Regions from separate parts of the Mus musculus genome. Here region 2 is linked to region 1. The links are chromatin loops, found by intact Hi-C in ENCODE. Cell type or tissue: gastrocnemius. All regions are shown on one strand.

Evidence for each region. Peaks named below come from ENCODE experiments on the same cell type or tissue, not always from the same donor. Only the 100,000 strongest peaks of a DNase experiment are listed, where the experiment ranks them.
Region 2: it touches region 1 in a loop (3-fold over the local background); 5 of 42 quality-filtered maps call a loop at or near these places.

What each region holds. Positions count from the first base shown.
Region 1 is chr14:30,878,077-30,886,076 of GRCm38, forward strand. Mustn1 (musculoskeletal, embryonic nuclear protein 1) reads left to right here and starts at 1,181. Exons shown (of 3, transcript NM_181390.3): 1 at 1,181-1,539; 2 at 2,541-2,673; 3 at 2,848-3,534. The coding sequence starts at 1,531. The coding sequence ends at 2,954. In gastrocnemius, CTCF peaks have their summits at 3,466 (motif pointing left) and 3,670; DNase peaks (open chromatin) are centred at 1,327, 3,455 and 3,864; H3K4me3 peaks cover 3,473 bases; H3K27ac peaks cover 5,530 bases.
Region 2 is chr14:30,696,405-30,704,404 of GRCm38, forward strand. No RefSeq gene overlaps it. Among named protein-coding and RNA genes, the nearest start is that of Sfmbt1, 15 kb to the right of the region's middle. In gastrocnemius, a CTCF peak has its summit at 3,476 (motif pointing left); a DNase peak (open chromatin) is centred at 3,452.

The DNA.
Region 1 (8,000 bases):
TTTTTTAGATGAAAGAGAAGATGGTGTACTTCCATTGTAAACTGGTTTACAGTAAATTTTCACATCTTATTATATAAAAGAAGAAAAAGGAGGAAAAAACCCAGCACTTTTGTGGTCGTTGGTTGTGTGCCCTGTGCCCTGTAACTCACAACCAACTCAACGGGTTAATAAACCTGATGGCTTGGCTGCAGTGGGCTCAGAGTCTGCGATGAAAGGAGCCTAGCGTGGTCTAGCCATCATCCTGATGAGCCTAACCCGCTTTTCCTCCTGGGTCGTGAGAGCTGGGCATCCCTTATCCTTGTCCTAGTCAGCCAGCTGTGGGTACTCCTCACAAGGCATGGCCTGGCCTCCCCTTGGAATCATGGGTATTGCTCAGGTCCCTGCGTATAGACCTGATGGTGCACACACTGACCTACTGGGAGCCAGGCCCAGAACCAAGAATGGGATAGAGTTCGAGGCACAACAGCTATGGAATGACATTTAGGATGACTGTTAGTGCCTGGTTGAATTTCATCTGCCTGGTGCCTTCAGGGATAAACACAATGTCCATTGTAGACGGGAGGGAGTGGAGAGAAGTCTAAGACAAACCTCCAACCCACATCTACCACAGCCCACCTCAGGCTTAGGGTCCCTGCATTGCCACCAGTGATCTTTCCATGCAAAGATGAAGTTAGTGGTGGGTGCTAAATGATTTTCCAAGGGAGCTCTACTCTTTACTACAGCTTAATAGCTGAAGTGGCATTCACCCCAGCCCTCTAAAGTCCTGCCAGCCAGCTTCCAAGTGTCCATCTTAGACAGAAGCCCTCTATAGGCCTTTACTAGCAAGCATGGTCTCCTCCGGGCCTATACTGTACCTTGCTTTGTCTCTTTATTAAACTTGTCCCAGGGCTGGCTAGAGGACCAGGACACCAACAAGACTGTGATATGGCAGCTCCACAGGGTCTCGGCCTTCCTGGCTACTCACTCTGAGTTGGCTGTGCTCACCATGAGGAAGTGTTTCCAAGCAACAGAAAGGAAGTTTCTCCCCTGCTAATGTGCTGGGATGGAAAATCTATTTCCAGTGGAATCCAGGAGTAGAAGAGAAAGCTAAACAAACTCAGAGCATCCACCCTTGTTCAGGGCCCTCCCTCTCCTCAGAGACTTCCCCTCCCACCCCTGCCACTGGGATGGGTTCTTGCAGTCAGCCTGGGCAGGCTGTCTCACACATTCCAGGGTTCACATTCATAAACACAGTCTGTGAACAACAGTGCCAACACCTCCCACCGTCGAGTAAGCAGCTGTCCCCAGAGATGCGGGGTCCCCGCGGCCATCTCCTCTCACCAGGGCAGCTGCCCATCATCGCCAAGAATAAACTCCAGCTAGTCGCTGCGTGGATCTGAATCATCTGAGAGCTTCCAAAGGAGGGGAGTGACTACCCAGGACGCACAAGCAGACTATATAAGTTCCCAAGGGTTGGGCCTCACGCAGATCCTTTCCTGTGGCTACTGCCTGCCAGAGAGCTACCAACAGCGAGCTTGCTTGGCATCCAACATGTCCGAGGTAAGGAGGCCCAGAAGGGACTAGTTGGTGCCAAGGAAGTTGCGAGGGCAAGGCTGGACACTAAGTAGTAGTGCCTGCTCTGAAGTAAAAGCCAAAGCTAAACAGAAGCACCGTGGCCCTTCCAGGCTGGCCTCTGGACACCCTGGGTCTCACCAGGCTCTGGTGAAAGGCCTTGACACTTCAGGCGTGTGAGGGGTTGGAGGTGGGGAGTGCCTATATAGAACTGTGCGCCTTTGTATGGAGATGAGGGAGCTAGCCTTGCTGGCTTAGTGTGTCCTGATGTGTACACATTTGTAATCTGGAGGAAGGATGAGGGGCGGAGACTGTACCTATAGATCTGTCTGTCTCCCTGTGAGGGTGTGTCTGCAGGCCTGCGTTTCCCTGGGAGCTCAGCCCAGGCTGAGTGAGGGAATCCTTGCACCTGCCTGCAGGGCTTAAGAAGGAATCAGGTGTCAGCCTCACAGGCGCCCGCCCGGGTGGTAGAGAAGGGTGAGCACTAAATCTGGCTTTCCCGGCTCTACTGGGCAAGAACAACAAGGTCATCCTTGCTCCTTTCTCCATGGCTGTCTACCCCGATCCCTCCCCAAACACAGTAAACATCAGTGGTTTTGTTTTAGGGAAAGGGGGGAGGGGCAGTCTTACGGACTTCACCACCTCTGTGAACAGATCTTAGAATTCCTGAGATTACCAAGGGCTCCTCAGTCTTAGAGTTCATCTTTTTGCTCTCCGCCCTTGTGTCCAGTCCTGAACTCGGCCTGACAAACAGGCCAGTGTGAGGATGCAGTGGTCACCACCCCCAGGAGTTCCCTCCCTGTCTGTGGGGAAAGGTCAGATGTCCAAGTCAGGCTAAGAAGGCAGGGAGGTGGCGGGGAACTTGCAGTTGGGAGAGGAGTGAGCTTTGAATCGGCTTAATTCGGAAGCCTGGGAAGGAGGAGCCCCCGCCAAAGTTGGGGGGTCTTCATCTCAAGGCATTGAATTGTAAGGCTCTCGACTTTTCCAAGGCTGGCACTCCTGAAGGCCCCATCAAGAAGAAGCGGCCCCCTGTGAAGGAAGAAGACCTGAAGGGGGCCCGAGGGACCCTGGCCAAGAACCAGGACATCAAGTCTAAGACATACCAGGTCATGCGGGACTACGGTGAGTGTCCCCCGGGCATGTGGTAGAATTGGAGACACAAGCATCCCCCGGTGGTAGCTAAGAGGTGTTGAGGGTCTCTGGGCATAGGAGGGGCTGCACACAGCATAGGGAGCCCTGCCTCTGAGAAGACCAGTTTAGGTCCCTGATGTCACCTCCTCCATCTCTTGCCTCCAGAGCAAGCCGGCTCAGCTGCCCCATCTGTATTCAGCCGCAACCGCACAGGCACCGAGACAGTCTTTGAGAAGCCCAAAGAGGGACCAGCCAAGAGCGTGTTTGGCTGAGACATGCACATTGCACCATCCACCCGGACACAGGAGCCTCCCCACGAACTTTTTTTTTTTTGTAATGCTGGAAGATGCCTTTCCTCTGCTGTCTCTTGAACCATCATGACTCCCACAACCCTAGCCCTTGGAAACACCAATAAAGAGTATGCCCAATGTCCCCAACCTTGGGACGTTGCCATGGCCGCTACCTGCAGAAGAGAGGGAAGTGTGGGGACATAGCATATCTGGTGCCCTTCCTGGACTCTGAGGTGGGACAGGGAATAATGTGTGTGCTCTCAGAACCACTGAGGTGTTCCAGGCAGAGCCTTAGCCGTGGAGTCCTGGTGCGGACTTTCTGATGCGTGTAGGAGACAGTTCTTCCTAAATCTCTGTTTTAGGCTGGGAAGATGGTGCCATAGCTAAAAGTACTTGCCATTTCTTTAGAGGACTCTGGTTCAGTTCCCAAATATCCTCATGGTAGCTCATAACCATTGAACTCTGCCACCCTCTTCTGGCCCCTGCGGGCATTGCATTACGTGTGGTATGCCTGTAGTCAAAATACTCACGTACCTAAAATAAAAATGAAATGGAAAAGTAACCTTCGGTTTCCCATCATGCACAGCAGGAGAGTTGAGTTAATGTCTATGGCATAAAGCAGGTTTCAGTAACAGAGAGACCTTGTTGGAGGCCGAGCTCCCTCTGCCTGCCTCAGAAGGTGCTGCAGTGTTTCCAGGGTCCTCCAAGCCCATTATCCTTACTCCTTTGCCCATGGTGTCTCTGGACTGTATGTCTCCATCTCAAAGCCCAAACTAGGTGTGGTTCCTCTGGCCAGTGGCCGTGAGTTTCCAAGACTCCTCAGCAACCATGTCCCGCCCCCCAGCATGGTGGCCGGGGTATGAGAACACCAGGTTCCTAGCTGTGTGCCATCTGTCTCCTCAGACCTGTGTCCTATGTCTGCTGTGTCAGGTTGAGGAAGCTAAAAGCTTGCCCAGTTAGAATGGCAAGAACACAGGCAGGCCAATAATGGCTCCTGAGAGCAGACCTACAGGGCCTGGCTCATGGATGACTCCTCCTGAGAAGCTCCTGTGACCCCTGGGCAGGTAGCTCTGGCTCCAGGCTGGGCCTATCCTCTGGGTCCCAGAGGAGCAGACGTCTTGTGGGGACAGAGCCAGCACTTGCTCACTGGACCTCTTAATAATGTCCTTCCCAGCAGAACTGTGTACTGTCCAACCCCACTCCCATCCAGAGCCTGGAGGGTGAACGGACACACAGGAGTGTGGCCTCTGACCATAGCCTTGCAAGGGAAGGCAGGGTTTTCATAGAAGCAACAGAAATTTCCTCAAAGTTTCCAACGCCCTGTCCTAGGGACAGATGCCACCAGCCTTGAGGTAAACCACACCAATGAAGACAACACACCAGTAGCTGGCCACACTTCTGGGTCCGTAGACTCAGGAGTGGACTTTCCAGGGCCACCAGAGGACACCAACTCCAGCTGCATCAAGTATTCAATATTTGTTTGCTTTATTACAGTGTCTATTATTTTAAAAAAAAAAAAGTACTTAGTGGGTGAGGGTAAGGTGTCCCCCACCTCTACCTCATCCTTTGAAAGTTACAGCAGGCAGGAGAAATGGCTCTGGACTCATGAGAGAGGGAGAGCTGGCTCTGCCCTCACTAGCTACAACACTCCAGAGATCAGACCCCTGCACCTCTCCTGAGCACTGCAGTACAGCTGACCCTGGAGTGGGGGTGGGTCGCAGGTGAGCAAGCCCAGAGGGTGTGAGCATGGGAGCCCTGCCACTTGTCTGACATGTGGTGGCATGGGCAAGGGGAAGATGCCACCCTTTGACCCTTCCCACCTATGGCAGGCGGGAGAGTTGGCCCCAAGGTCATGGGAGCTAGAGAACTAGCCTTGTGCCTCATCTACTGCAGCATTTGGGAGAACAGGCCCTGCCCCTTGCCTGCACACCGCAAGAGAGCTGGCTCTGCTGGAGAGCATGAGACCAGGAGAGCTGACTGTCCTTGCTGGCTGTGGCATTAGGTGAGCTAGCCCGGGCAGTGCTGGAGAACTCGCCTTGTGCTGTGGGTACAGGAGAGATGGAGGGTGGACCAGCTCAGCTACCACCCAAGCCCAGATCTAGGGCTTTGAGTTGGCCCATGCCAGCATCTCCCCCATCCATGAACTGCCGGAGCGTGTGAAGGGGCTGGTCCTACAGATAAAGATGCAGGGTCTCCAAGACACAGAGCCACAACAGAATTTCCAAGAGGAGTCCCTCTCAGGGGATTCAGTATTTATAGCATAGCAGGAGCCAGAAGCCTCCAACGGGACCAATGACTCATTTCAGTGAACATCTCCAAGTAAAAAAGTATAAACAAAAGAGTATACTGTGGGACACAGTCACACATTACAGCTTTGACAACAAGATTTACCCACTTTGGGCTGGAGGTTTCAAGGGCAAAAGGTAGTGGGGAGATGAGTGGGATTGGGGTGGGTGATGTGAAATTCACAAAGAATCAACAAAAAGTTAAATTAAAAAACAAAGCCGGGCAGTGGTGGCGCACACCTTTGATTCCAGCACTTGGGAGGCAGAGGCAGGTGGATTTCTGAGTTTGAGGCCAGCCTGGTCTACAAAGTGAGTTCCAGGACAGCCAGGGCTACACAGAAAAACCCTGTCTTGAAAAACAAAAACAAAAACAAACAAAACAAAAACAAAAAACAAACAAAACCAGCTGGGCATGGTGGCAAACACTTTCAATCCCAATACTTGGGAGGCAGAGATGGGCAGATCTCTGTGAGTTCGAGGACCTTTTCCTCAAAGTGAGTTCCAGGACAGCAAGGCTATTACATGGTGAAACCTTGTCTCAAAAAAAAAAAAAAAATACAAAAAAAAACCCATAATTCTTTACAGTTCTTGAAAGAACAATACTCAACTTCACTTCATATGGAAAAATAAAAAAAAAAACAGGATAGCTAAAACAATCCTGTACAATAACATAACTTTTGGAGTTATCACCATCCCTGATCTGAAGGTGTACTACAGAGCAATAGTAATAAAAACTACACAGTATTAGTAAAGGAACTGACAGGTTGATCAATGGAATTGAACATGCAGTGAATCCACACACCGGTGGACACTTGATTTTTGCCAAGCCAAAACCATACAAGGGGGGGGGGGGAAGCGTCTTCAACAAACACTGCTGGTCTAACAGGATGTCTGCAAGTAGACAGTTACAAATAGATCCACATCTATCACCCTGCGCAACACTCAAGTCCAAGTGGATCAAAGACCTCAACATAAAACCGGATACACTAATTCTGATAGAAGAGAAAGTGGGAAATAACCTTAAGTGTATTGACACAGGAGACAACTTCCTGAATAGAACACCAACATTCCAGGCACTAAGATCAACAATTAATAAGTGGTACCTTGGCCTGGAGAGATGGCTCAGAGGTTAAGAGCACTGACCGTTCTTCCAGAGGTCCTGAGTTCAATTCCCAGCGACCACATTGTGGCTCACAACCATCTGTAATGGGATCTGATACCCTCTTCTGGTGTGTCTGAAGTCAGCTACAGTGTACTCATCATATATATCAAATAAATAAATAAGTAAAATTTTTTTTCTCTTTTTGTTTTTTTGTTTTGTTTTTTGAGACATAGTTTCTCTGTATAGCCCTGGCTGTCCTGGAACTCACTCTGTAGACCAGGCTGGCCTCAAACTCAGAAATTCGCCTGCCTCTGCCTTCCAAGTACTGGAATCAAAGGTGTGTGCCACCACTGCCCGGCAAGTAAAATCCTTTAAAAAATAAAAATGGGACCTCATGAAATGGAAAAGTTCTGTAAGGCAAAGGACACTGTCAAAAGGACAAAATGACAGGCTACAAAATGGGCATAGATCTTCACCAACCCCACATCCAACAGAAGGCTGACATCCAAAATATATACAAAAACTCAAAAAGTGAGATGTCAACAAACAAAATAACCCAATTAAAAAGTGGGGTACAGATCTATACATAAATCTAGACAGAGGAATCTCTAATGGCCAAGAAGCACTTAAAGAAATGTTTAGCCAGGCAGTGGTGACCCATGCCTTTAATCCCAGCACTTGGGAGGCAGAGGCAGGCAGATTTCTGAGTTCAAGGCCAGCCTGGTCTACAGAGTGAGTTCCAGGACAGCCAGGGCTACACAGAGAAACCCTGTCTTGAAAAAAGAGAAAGAAAGAAAGAAAGAAAGAAAGAAAGAAAGAAAGAAAGAAAGAAAGAAAGAAAGAAAGAAAGGAAGGAAGGAAGGAAGGAAGGAAGGAAGGAAGGAAGGGAAGGAAGGAGAGAGAGAGAGAGAGAGAGAGAGAGAGAGAGAGAGAGAGAGAGAGAGAGAGAGAAATTTTCAACATCCTTAGTCATCAGGGAAATGCAAATCAAAACAACTCTGAAATTCCAGCTCCTTCAGAATGGCTAAGATCAAGAAGAAGATAAGCCTGCAGCTTGGTGTGCTAAGACCGGTTGATATCCACGGGAGGCCTCCTGTTTTCTGAGGAGAAAGGGGAGGAGGGGTGGATGGGTGTGGGTTGGGGATGAGCTGAGAGGGAGGGACTGGAAGGAAAGGAGGGAGGGGAAGCTGCAACCGAGATGGAAAGTAAATAAAAATCAACAAAAAATAAAATAAAATAAATCAGTGCTTCTACTTTCTCAAGGACATATTGAGAAAAGGTATTAGCAGCACCTAAGGGCCGCTCTCAAGGGCCTGCTATGACAAAGTCAGCCCACACTCTACCTGTACACAGCTTTCAGGAATTCTATCCCTGTGCCTCACCTTCCTGCATAGACTGTCCAACATCACACCTCTAGGCTCAGGGTATGCATCTTTACAACTCTAACGTATTGTCAAATTGCAGACCTGTTCGAGAGTCTGCTTGGCTTGAACCTACAGCCTGGTTATACTAATAGGACCCATGGAGCAGCCTGGTACCAGAGAGTGAACAGGGGTTTCTGGACCCAGCATCTTTTGCTCCAAAAAGTGCCCAATCTTGCTAATGTCCTCAGATGCGTCTGTGGTCCTCTCGGTGTCTCAG
Region 2 (8,000 bases), 180 kb before region 1:
GTCAGAGTTGAGCAGTCCCTCAGTGGTGGGATGGGGAGTTGAGAGCTAGTGGGCCTGTGTACTTCAAGACCAGAGCCTGGACACAGCCACATTCAAGTAGGAGTGCTAGATCAGTGTAGTGCTCACCATGGAGTCTGAATGTGTCTACGTGCTGTGCTTTTTGATGATAAGTGATGTTATCTCTTGATATTGTGTATTGCGTTATTACCTGTGCCTATGGTATGTATACATGCCCATGTGTGTGTTCACATGTATATGGATGTGTTTGTGTAGGTGTGTGTATATGGATATGCAGAGGCCAGTTGAGCTGAGGCATCTTCCCTCCATTGCCCTCTTTACTGAGGTCTCTCACTGAGCCTGGAGCTCACAGACTCAGTTCAGTTACTCTAGCCAGCCAGTTTTCCCTGGGGACCCCCTGTCTTTGTTTTCTGAATGCTGGGATTACTGGGAAGCTAAGGCTCCGAAGAGTAGAAAGATGGAGCAGAAGTGTAGAGCTAACTAAGAGATACAGTTATGGTCATGGGCTGCCTCTGACCAAGGGATGCCGTAGCCTCATGAATAGGACGTTTCACATGTAATCCCTACAACACAGAGCAGGGGCTTCTGACCTTCACGGTAGAGGTCAGGGGCAGGTTTCGTGTCCATCCTAAGGGACTAGTTGTGGTGAATCCCTCCAAACCTATTTTCTATCTCAGACTGAGAGCAAGCCAGACCTTCAGTTTGGCTTGACAGGAAGATCTGTGCTTTTCTAAAACCACCACCTAGCTGCTTTATGTTAACATGCTAAACTATCCCTACCTGACTGCCAGGATAAACTATCCCTACCTGACTGCCAGGCTGAGGCATCTCTCTAGGGTCACCTGCACCACGCTTGTTGCAGACAGGGCTGCTCTTTGTTACCTATCCAGCAGGGCTAAGCCCATTGCCAACGTGGGCGATTCTTCTCTATACCCAGTCAAAGGAGGCTGAAGTTAATTTGGGGGAACATATAAAGGTTCAGGCTAGAAGCCCTAGGTCCAAGGTCCCAGTCATACAAGAGTGCTAGTTCACACATAGGCAAGTCCCAGACTTGGTGAACCAAGTCCTTAAGGGCACATCCTAAACAGAGAGATCTAAGGACCATCATTCAGTTACAAGGCCTACTTAGCTTAGCCACCGTGTACAGTACTGCCAAGCACGTGTTTCCGCGGCCATATCGCAAGTGAGCTTTGCGTTTATGTCTACCCTAGGAGCATAGGGAGAGAGAGTATACAGATGCATCTTCCTTGCCTCAGACAGCAAGAGACAGGGGGCATGTATCAGAGGCATGGATGACATGGGGGGACACACAGATTTTTTTCGTGTGTCTGAAGACAACTCACCAGGATTTAATCTGTAACTCGAATTCAGTCGGCTAAGTAAGGCTAAGAAGTGTGTGGTTGTCATGGCAACACCAAATTGCCCAGGACCAGGTTGGTCTCTAAGGGGGGTGGGGTGTGCAGAGCCAAGCCTCTATCTCCTTGTTAGAGATTGTTGCGAAGAATAGAAAGCATTCTTCCCACTACCACAGCTCAGGGTGTCTGAGCTGTCGGTGTAGAACAAATAAGCCAGGCTGCCTCTGCCCTTCGCTCTGAGACGAAGGGCCCAGATTGCCCAGGTATACCGCGTTCCAAAGGCAACCCTTTATTCAGGGAATACTTGCCATCCTTAACGACTAGATGTCTCAGGCTGTACCCTTCTCCTGAGGGCTAGCCCCGCCCCAGAGAGCTCACATTTGGAGCCTTTTGATTCTAGTGTTCAGCTTCCACCTGTTGCCTGGTATATGGGCACCACTTGGCTCATCACCCGAGCCTAGTCTGAAGGATCAGAGAACCTACAGCCTCACCTGGAGTGCCAGCAGCTGAGGCCTCCATTTCCAAGCACGTAGCCTGATTACCTGGCCCCTTCCTTTCCACCAAGCACGAAAGGGCCAGCTGGGGATTGATTGCCTTGGCCTAGATAGCAGTAGGCAGAGGAGGAGAGGGCTGCTCAAGTGGGGAAGTAGTTAAGCCTTCTCTGTTCCCCAGCCTCACTCCTTATATCTCTGTTCTCTTCTGACCAATCTGTGCTCTTGGGCCCTTAGAACAAGGGCCTAGCCACTCAGCAAGCCTCTGAGGGCTCCCAGCCAGCCAAGTCTGGCATGTCCATCTCCGTGGTCCCTAGGGGGTACTCAAGAAGGGACTCCCAAGGACACCTAAAACATGGAGGTATGAATGGTTGACTTGGGTAGTAAGGAGTGGGAACAAAAGAAATGAGACTGTCCAGATTTGGGGAGAGGAATCTGGTAGGCTGAGTTCAAAAAGCCGTAAATGTCAGGCTGAGAAAAGGGCTGTTTGGTCCTCATCTGCATCCACTGTCCTGCAATGACTCCCATCTTCTAGGAGGCTCACAGGGGTCCTTGGCAGATGTGACCCCATTATTTCATCTCCTTCAGAGACACAGACACCTGAGGGCCCATCCCCCAAAGCCTATTTCATGTGGCCCCTAAAATAAACGACACTGGCTGCATGAGATCCAGCAGACCCTGTTGCTTTTGCTGCGTGGTCTGTGGTCTTTTCTGCTTGTCCAATTAGTGCTAATTGGAATAGGGAAGTGTACACACGAGACAGGTACAGAGCTGGAGCTCTGATGCCTTGTCAGAGCTTGGAGACATTAAGCTTCCTGGGACAGGCCGTTCCCTACAGGGACAGAGACCCCTTGGGGCCGTTAGTGTTGTACAGGGACTCCCGTGGCTTCCTGTGCATCAGAGCCAGGGACAGTGAATCCTCTGCTGTCTAGAGGACCTAGGCTGCACTGAACATCTACAGCCTACCCCAGAGGCCCCAGGGCAGGCCAGGCCCACACTCGCCTTTCTAAGGAGTCTTCTTCACGTGACCAGAACGGAGGCTCTTCTTCTCTGTTCTCCGGGGCTGAAGCTGAGAGACAGGACGGTTGAGAGAGGCACAGAGGGTCCGGGAGCTTCCTGGATGCTTTCCTGACCCTCAACCCCAGCCTAGCAAGCAGCTTGGTAAAGGCAAGGAAAGCCTGACTGTTCTACTTGGTTCACATTTGCTCCTGGGGTCCAAGTCTCAGAGGCCCAGGGTCTCTTCCTAGAGAACTGAGACCTGCACCGTGCTCCCCAGCCCACCTCCCATCCCCACTTGTGTTTCTGCTTTCGAGATGGAGAGCCCATAGGCAAAGCACGCTTGTGTCAAGTCCAGGTCGGGTTCTCCAGCTTACGTGGGTATCCTTCCTGTCAGGCTTGTACCTTAACCGCACCCCCCACCCCCCGCCACCTCACCGTGGCCTCAGAGAAGGTTTTTGTTTTGGTTTGCTTGTTTTTTTGAGGCTCAGGGTCCACATGGACTTCTGGCTAACATTATAACCTCTGCTGGACCCCGAGGGCAGTCTCCCTGTGGTTGCTCCTCTGCTGCCAGCTTTCAGAGGGAACACATGGGAGAGTCCTGCCCCCTAGCGGCTGCATTGCTGGGCCTCGCCTCTCAAGGATCCCAAGATCCCTCTGCTCGCTCTAGTGCCTGGTACCCAAGCTCATGCCACAAGAGCAGAGTCCCAAGAAATGTGACCCAGGGATCCTGGTCTGTGAGCACCCTTGAGTCCCGAGGACACTGTTTCTAGAGGTGACTACCAGTTAGAGGCCCTAAGTGGTCCTAGGTTGGGTCACAGAGTCTCAGGCTACTAAGAAGGAGGCCCCACAGTGCCCATGAACAGTGAACAGCATAGTTAATGAGAACTAAGCCCAGGCTGGTATGGGGGCCTTGCATTCTGCCTTCCCCTGTATAGTCGCTGTGACCAGAGCCACACTGCCAAGGCTCCACCAGCTTCCTTGGTCTCTCTAGCCTGACCCCCACAAGACATCTGCCTGTGCTAGGGTAGTCTGCCATATAGTGTCTTCCAGAGAAAGAAGTTCCTTAGTTTCTTTTTTTGTTTGTTTGCTTGTTTGTTTTTTCTCATTTTTTGTTTTTGTTTTTGTTTTTTTGAGACAGGGTTTCTCTGTGTAGCCCTGGCTGTCCTGGAACTCACTCTGTAGACCAGGCTGGCCTGGCCTCGAAGAAATCCGCCTGCCTCTACCTCCCAAGTGCTGGAATTAAAGGTGTGCACCTGTTCCTTAATTTCTTAACTTAAATTTTATTTGGGTGTTTCGCCTGTATATGTGCCTGTGTACCACATGCATGTCTGGTGTCTGAGGAGGTAAGAAGAGGGCATTGCCTCCTCCTGGGATTGCAGGTGGTCGTGAGCTACTCTGTGGGTCCTGAGACTTGAACCTGGTTCTTTGAAAGAGCAGCTGTCCTTTTTAAAAATTTTTTAAAATGAGACTGGGTCTCTCTAATATATATCTCTGACTATCTTAGAAGGCAGATGCCACCATGTTCTGTGGAGCCATTGATCTTAACTCCTGAGCTATTTCTTCATCCCAGTCGCTGAGTTTTTAATGACACCAGAAACGTCAGTTCAACCTCACTATTTGTCCTAACAGCTGAAATGGGGGCTATCCCAAAAGCTGTTGCCTGTAGGCTGGCTATGTTCTTCTAGCTGGGCTGCCTTGTCTGGCCTCAGTGGGAGAGGAAGAGACTTGAAATGCCAGGATAGGAGGGATACCAGGGCGGGGGGGCACCCACTCAAAAGAGAAGGGGAGAGGAGATTAGGGGAAGGATTGTGGAAGGGGGTGACCAAGAGGGGGGGTCACTGAGCGGAATATAGCGTGAATAAGTAAAAAAAAAAAAAAAAAAAAAACAAGGGCTGGGTATGGTGATACATGCTTCCAGTGCCAGCATTTGAAAGGCAGAGGCAGGAGGCTCTATGGATTAGAGGCCAACCTGTTCTATATCGGGAGTTCTAGGCCAGGCAAGGCTACATAGTGAGACCCTGTCTCAAAACAAACAAATAGAATATAATGCAAGCCAAATTTTAATCCTAGTACTCAGGAGGCAGAGGCAAGATGGGTCTCTGTGAAGTTAAAAGCAGCCTGGTTTACAGTGAGGAACAGCCGGGTTACATAGAAAGACCATGTCTCCAAACAAACCACAAACAAGTGAATAAATGAAAAGGAAAAAAGTAACACAAGCCAGCCAGTGCACACATCTGTGTTCCCAGCCAGTGTAACATCTGTGTCCCAGCCAGTGCACACACCTGTGTTCCAGCCAGTGCACACATCTGTGTCCCAGCCAGTGCACACATCTGTGTCCCAGTCAGTGCACACAGTTGTGCTCCCACTTTTGGAGAGGGAGGAGGATTGCCTGAGCAGAGTACGAGGCTTGCCTGGGTAGCACAACACCATCACAACCCAAACCCCAAAGCTCGGTAGATTGGTGATGACCAATGCTTGTAAATTCAGTATTCCAAAGGTAGAAAAACCTCAAGTTCAAGGCCATCCCAGGCTACAAAGGACTTCAAGGGCAAGTCTGGGCTTCATAGCAAGGCTCTGTCTGAAGAGAAAACAAAAAAACAAACAGAAAACAATGCAATGAAATTAAATCAAAGTACTCCTTTGTCTCCACAGGCTCAGAACTCAGAAAGGTAAGCAGTTTGGTTCTCCCTGCCCCCTATAAAGAGAGCAGGATACTAATACTATAAAGCAAGTTATTGTATTTCAAAGAATGAGTTTTGGTGGTTTGTGTGTCTAAAACGTATAACTCATTTAGGACTGGCAAGATTTAGGGCTCAGCCAGAAAGCACTTGTGGAAAAAGCCCGACTACCAGAATGCTCCTAAAGGTGGAAGGAGAGAACTGAACTGTATAGGTTTGTCCCTTTTCCTCTACAAGCACAGGGCAGCATGAGCCCTCTCCACCCTCCCCCACCAACAGATACACAGTAATGAAAGGAATTAAGAAATACAAAAGGGCATATAAACGGTTTATTAAATATTAGGTGAAAGAAGTTTAATTTATCTTCCTGAGGTCATGCCCCCTCTGCAGAAGACCCCCCCCCTCCAGGGCAGCAAAGCCAGTGACATCATGAGACCCCTGACTTTCTATCTCTGTCCGTTCATTTTGCTATTCAAAATTAATTCCTTAAACCTCAGGTGGTAGCCTTTAATCCCAGCACTTGGGAGGCAGAGGCCAGCCTGGTCTACAGAGGGAGTTCCAGGATAGCCAGAGCTACACAGAGAAACTCTATCTGGGGCAGGGGGTGATGTGGGGGGTTTGGGGGAGAGACAACAACAACAACAAAACCATTAAACCTCTGGCCAGCAAGATAATTAGCAATAACCACACTTGCCACTGAGCTTCGAGGGCAGCCTGAGTTGATCATAGGATCCTCGTGGGAGAGGAAAGAAATAGCTCCTGTAGTTGTCCTCTGACCTCTGCACACACAAATGAATGAAAGAAAGAAATAAAAAACAAACACAGTCTGTCAAGCATGACGATTCTTGCCAGCAATCCCAGGACTCAGGAAGCTTCAGCAAGAAGATTGTTGCAAATTCAGGGGTAGCCTGATCCACGTAATGAGTTCTAAGCTAGCTGGACTAGATCGAGACACTATCTAAAAATGAAAAGATCCCTTTAAGCTTCGATGTTCAGAACTTATTTTCTCCTTTCTTCCTGCTGAGCATGGTTAGGTGGGTGGAGAGGTGAGGGGGACTGGCTTCCAACCTCATATCTCAGAGCTAGAGTGTTTCCAGAAGTCTACGGAACTCTTGCATGCCTCATGGAGTATGCTCTTTCTCCGTAGACACAGCTCCCCTAAACAATCCATTTCCTTTCCCCTCCTCTTCACTCCTTATAATTGACATATCACTTCCGCATCTGGACAATGGGCACAGTTAGTCTGGTCCCTGTTTCTGGACATCTATGCTCTTTCCAATGGAGTGCTGTTACAGACTGGCTGTGGACATTGCTCCTTCCCGCCCCTCCAGCCTCTCCTGCCCCCGGCCCCACCCCATGCAGGTCTCTCCCTGACACTGTCTACTGAGGTACTGGGGCGGGGGTAGAATTGCTGAGCTGTGTGGCACTTACCACATCATACTCTAAAGAACCTGTGTGGGACTTCTTGCACCTCTCATGGTGATGTGACATTTTCTCAAAATGATGCCTTTTAATGTGACTTTTTCTATTAATTACAAGGTTTTGTTATTATTGTTTGTTTGGTTTGGTTTGGTTTGGTTTTGTAATTCTGAGGCAGGCCCTCACTATGTAACCTTGGCTGGCCTAGAACTCAAGAGTTCTGCCTTTGTTTCCCCAGTGTTGGTATTGAAGGCATATATACAATACCTGGCCCACTTAGAAGTTTTTAAAAATATACTTCTAGCCAGGTGTGGTGGTCTATACCTTTAATACCAGTACTTGGGCGGCAGAGGCCGGTAGATCTCTGTGAATTTGAGGTCAATTTGGTCTACATAGCAAGTTCTAAAGTAGCCAGAGGTACATTTGAGACCCTGTCTCAAAATAAATATGTAAAATATTAAAAAGTGCTCCTGACAAACAGTAGCATATCGTTCAATTTTTTTTTTTTTTTTTTTTTTTTTTTGCTTTTGTTTTTCAAGACAGGGTTTCTCTGTATAGCCCTGGCTGTCCTGGAATTCACTTTGTAGACCAGGCTGGCCTCGAACTCAGAAATCCGCCTGCCTCTGCCTCCCAAGTGCTGGGATTAAAGGCATGCGCCACCACCGCCAAGGCCACATCGTTCAATCTTTTGCAATTGTATTAATTCTCCCAGCGTCCTCCTGCCCATTCACAGAATTCCCTGGACTTCCTGTCTAGTAGCCACCAAGGAAGGCCTCCAGGAAAATAAAGGACAAACAACTGAAGACTGACATAGCCTATTGGGAGGTCTTGAGCTCACTTTATGGTGATCACAGAAGGACTTACCTGGGAGAATGTGACCAGAGAGGCATGCGGGGGTGGAGGGTGGGGTGGGGTACGGGAGGGGGATGGACAGGCTTTCTGTTTGCTGTAGCTCTTGAGGTCGCAATGGAGACTGCCCAGGGCTCAGTGGGTGGGTGGATCACAGGTGGGTGGCTTTTAAGTCTCTATTCTGTCATTTA